Linked DNA regions of Homo sapiens: region 2 is linked to region 1. The links are chromatin loops, found by intact Hi-C in ENCODE. Cell type or tissue: IMR-90. All regions are shown on one strand.

Region 1 (2,500 bases):
GACGCTGGGTCGAATCACAGTCCTAGCGGGAGCAAGGGGAAGGATAACACAGAGCCTTAACTAGCGGGGAAGGGGGGCTGGGGTGGCCGCCTGGGCGGGCTCCGCCGTTGCCATAGCGCCGCGGCGGAGGCGCCTGGCGGCTGCCGGCGCCTAGCCACGCCAAGGGTGGGGGATGGAAGGGACACTGGATGCTGCCTCCCCAGCAGAGGCGGCGGGTCTCTCCACCACTGGGGCAGCTGCGCCACGTGCAACTCCAAGCTCTTCCCTTCCAAGGCACGGGTCCAGGGCATGAGGCACTGGCTGGACTTTTGAGCCAAAGTTGAAAATAACCATTCTCAAGAGTGGCTTATACGTGCTCAACCAACCATCCAATCCACTCAGAACGTGTTTATCCCAGAAGAAAATAAAACTCCCACCATTACATCAAAATAGCCCCAACAGGGAAATGTTCCAGTAACAATGTACACAGTCCTTCTTCCCCACAACTTAGGTCAGAAATCAGAAGAAATGCATCTCCACGTGGAAGATGTTTTAAGTTAACGTAGAAAACAGCAGGTTATCTAGAAGCTGGACTGTTGGTTTAGGGTTGTCAAGGGACTAGTGTGGAGATCTTTGCCTACTACCGTATTTCTTAAAGACATTTTTAGTAAGCATTGGTCTAAGAAAGCTTGTTTGTGTGTGTGTATGTGTGTGCGTGTGTGTGCGTGTGTGTGAGAGAGAGAGCTCTTTTGGAAAGCTGCTACGCACTCTGCTACAGTCGCCAAGATTTTTAATATGAAGATATGAAATGATCAGCGAGTGTAACAATCTAGTGATTCAGCAAATATTGTGCTGCAAGACCAGAGCGGCAATAATTAAATCCTTAGAGTATTGGTGGCAGTTTTCCGGCTCCAAGTCTTCTTTTTTCCATCTAGTCGGCAAACACACTTAGTAACGCACACTCATTCACAAACACACTTCAGAATTCTTCAGGATTCCACATAATTAGGATGAAATACTCGAAATATTGGGCAAACTACCATACTGTAGCACTTACCATATTTGAAGCCTAACTGCTGAAAACACACACACAAAAAACACACATGCACACACACGCGTGTGCGTACACACACATTTCCAATGGTATACGGACCTGTTTAATCCTGTCCACAGAAACAATCATTCCTGTGGATGCTTGTTGCTAAGAGCAACGTGCTTAAGTACCATCTAAAGGCATGAAAAAAGCATGAAAACTACTACAGTGGGAATCCAGCTATAACCCAGTGCCTCTTTTATCATCAGCAGGCTTTTTGACTGTGGGCATCTATGTGTATGTGTGGTCGGTGAGGTTCCCTTTTTGAATGTATGTGAAACATCCCTACCTTTGTTCTACAAAGCCTAGGAGAGATGGTGAATTTTATCATTGGGGGGATAAAACACACACATGGTAAAATGGAAAGACAGGAGATGCTGTTGGCATGATAGAAGATGCAGGCAATCACTCTTCAGTTTAAATTTGACCGAGTGACTTAATGTGTCTGCTTTTATCTCAAAGACAGATGCTCAGGATTACATGGTGTCCTGCACTCTTTGGTCTGAATCCACTTGAACTGTCAGAGGAAGTGCCTACAATGGGAGCATTTATCCTGTTGGCTTTCTCCTTTCTTCCTCTTATCTGCTTTAGGGAACTTTCCCTGACTAGTTCTGCTCCTACTAAAACTCCTTTGGCCATCCAGAGAACCTGAGCATCGCCCACGCTTCATTTTCTCCAAGCAATCACTCTGACCCTCTGACCAGGGTTTCCACTGGAATCCCACGTTTAGATTTTCCTTCAAGCTCCAAAGAAACCCTGATTCTTAGAAAAGCAATACATTTCCATAAAAAAATGTAACTACCTAACGTCTTTCGTCTTGCCAAAGTGAAAGATGCAGACTTAGTCAACCCTCCTTAAACAACTACTCTTCCCCACCGCCCCAGATACTATCCTTCATTAATTAGTCCATAACGTCCAGAAAGCTGTGAGAGGGGGACTCAGCAAGTTAAAAACAAACAAAATGCCGTTCTAATTTTGACGCTATTTCGTTCCAGCTAAGTAGCAGCCTCCCTGTGTTAAGTAGAACCTCGAATCTTAGAACATTTTTTAAAGCTCTGCATCCCAGTAAGGGCACCAGGGACTGGAAAAGCGGTGAAAACAATCGAAAAGGCTCTCTGGAAAAAGAAATCAAAAGGGTTAGTACCTTTCATTTGCACGTGAGAACTGCCCTGGTCACTGGCGGAAGCGGACAGGCGCAACTCGCCAAAGAGTTACCAGGTGTTAACTCACCAGCCCCGCAAGCTGAGAGGCGTGCAGCCCCGGCGCGCACTTTTGCGCGGACCGCGCACCCCTCCAAGCTCGCAGGGCGCCGGGGGAGACAGGCGGGAGTGGCGGCTGACCGTGCCTCCATCGTCATCATCATCTCCGTGGCAAGCTACTGTGGGGAGGTAATGCAGAGACCACTACCACACATTGGCCCTCCCTTCA
Region 2 (2,500 bases), 140 kb before region 1:
TTCTCCTCTCCTACCAACTTCCTTTCTAATTCACTGCTTTGGCCACAGAAGTGTTATGACTTAATTTAAATCAATTGGTTTTCCATGGAAATTTGAATACTGAACACAGACATGTAGCAATAGAAGTGTTTTAAAACTGAGACATCTACAAATAGTCTGCAAATTCTACTACTGAGATTCAGGGCTGCCATGATTCCCATCTTTCCTCAAGACTTGATTTCCATTTTTCATTAAATTTTGCAAACTACAGATATCCTCCCCCCAGATCTATTATTCTTGCTTGCACTACTTAAATTGGTCTTAAAATTCTGGTGTATTAATGGCTCTAATATATCATGTAAAGTATCAAGACTACTCCCATGCATTAGCCCAGAAAAACAGATGTTCTGAGCCTAATTCTTTATGGAAACCTTACTTAAGCAAAAATCCAAGGTCAATATAATTACATTATATCTGTAAATCAAGGAAATTTAAATTAGAAAGAACTTTCAGGCAAGGTCATCCAGTCTCTTATTCACAGTTTTAGAAAACATCTTATAACTAGAACTGCTTGAATATACCCACTAGTGAGCAATTCAAACTGCACAAGACTGTAGTTTCATATTTGTATGCTTCTAGTTATCAGAAAGACCTGACATTTAAAGTTTGCTTCCTCATACATTTTTATCTAACTTTCCTTTTTTTAATTTTTCATTTTTGTGGATACACAGTAGGTGTATAAATGCAGTACATGAGATGTTTTGATTCAGGCATGTGAGGTGAAATAATCACATCATGGAGAATGGGATATCCATTTCCTCAATCATTTATGCTTTGTGTTACAAACAGTCCAAATACACAATTTTAGTTATTTTTAAAAGTATAAATTATCATTGACTATGGGCACCCTATTGTGCCATCAAGTACTAGGTCTTATAATGTTTATGTAGCTTTTCAATGAAAATTATGTTCTTTGCCATGTCCTACAAAGATCTAAACTTAAACTGACACTGGCACTATCAAGCAGTCTTTTTATATGCACCAAAGTAAATTGTCAGAATAAACTCAAAATTCTATAAGATGGAGTTGCAAAAGAATGTATATCTTCATAAACCACAGCTTTGACCACAGAGAAAAATAACTATTTCTGAATGAATATCTAAAAATCAGGTGAAAAAAATGCCAAGAAGTGCTGACCTTTCATGGCAAGCTGCCAAGAAATATTACTTTATTGGCAGGTGGAACAAATTCAAAGGCCAAATATCAATGGATGCACACTTATTCTCCAATTTTTAATATGAATCGATGAATCTTAAAGAACTTATGAGATAATGTAGCTAAAGCCCTATCAACTTGCTGCGACAAAACTGAGGCATGAGAAGAAACTTCTAAATAAAGTTGCTGCCACTTTTTGAAAATTCAGAGCTCGAAGGTAAAATTTCTGGTATGTTAAAATTAAAAAAAAATCCTACAGCCAAAACAAAATTTTTTTCATGTACGAACATGACTTAGGACCTTGAGAATTGTGTTTATGACTCAGCCATGTAGAATCCAAAGTATGAAACACAAAAAATAATGTACTTAGAGATGTCATGTTAGCAAAGAAAATAAAAGATAAAAGAAGGCCCACTAGAAACCTACATGAAGAAATGTAGATAATGTAGATTGTCTGTTACTTACTACTACTATCCCTCCTAGGCAGATGACTTTATTGCAAATATCCAAACTGTTAACTTTAAAACTTTAGGCAATTAATCTGAGATGACACTTTATAGTTGATATAAATACTCAATTTTCTGATTTCATCATGTAAAACTTTAAAATAAAAGCCTTCAAGTATTCAGATTACTTCCTTTCTTCCATTTCCATGATGGCTTTATTAACATTTTGGAATTTGGAGTTTAGATTACAGTACTTTATATTTGTTGGATATTCCTATCGGGGATGTCTTTTCACCAAATATTTATGTTTCTGCTATGTATGGTTGCTATTACAATCTGGTAGTTATAAGTTTTCAAAGAACTAAATAAAACTGAAAGGTAAAATTTGCTATCTACAACAGAAGTGAACTGGCCTTCAGAAGCTTTTATTTTTATTTTAAGAGTCTGTGTTAATCATTATCTAACTAATGGTATGAAGTGACAGTTCAATTTCTTTGCCTCTAAGTAATGATTATTTGTTGATTGATTCAATATTCTTTGATTTGCTAGATGAACCCTGAAATTCTCTTTTTTTTTCAACATGCCAGATTTTTCCTTTGTGTGGTACTATATCTGACACGTTCAAATTATAATAATAACACATTTATCAACAAGTTAGCAATCTAGCATTCACTACCACATAAAATTTGGTTGGAATTCTAAGCTGACAAAGGAGGTCTCTGGATAAATTTCACAAAACATTCATCAAGGCAACAACATTTTAATTATCAGAAAAATCTCAGATATTTATTCGGAACCCATTTGTCCTTGTTCTACAGACATTTCTAACACAGTCACATATTCACAAATGGTAATTAAAT

What was found. A loop is a pair of places that touch in the nucleus more often than their neighbours do. Peaks named below come from ENCODE experiments on the same cell type or tissue, not always from the same donor. Only the 100,000 strongest peaks of a DNase experiment are listed, where the experiment ranks them.
Region 2: a loop joins it to region 1, with 5 times the contacts of the local background. A loop is called at or near these places in 1 of 110 quality-filtered maps.

Annotation. Positions count from the first base shown.
Region 1 is chr6:101,399,590-101,402,089 of GRCh38, reverse strand. The region is part of intron 2 of GRIK2 (glutamate ionotropic receptor kainate type subunit 2); the gene reads right to left. Among named protein-coding and RNA genes, the nearest start is that of GRIK2, 7.1 kb to the right of the region's middle. In IMR-90, no CTCF peak of the experiment used is centred here; no DNase peak of the experiment used is centred here; H3K4me3 peaks cover 1,424 bases; H3K27ac peaks cover 64 bases.
Region 2 is chr6:101,538,732-101,541,231 of GRCh38, reverse strand. All of the region lies in intron 2 of GRIK2 (glutamate ionotropic receptor kainate type subunit 2), which reads right to left. Among named protein-coding and RNA genes, the nearest start is that of GRIK2, 150 kb to the right of the region's middle. In IMR-90, no CTCF peak of the experiment used is centred here; a DNase peak (open chromatin) is centred at 1,501; H3K27ac peaks cover 360 bases.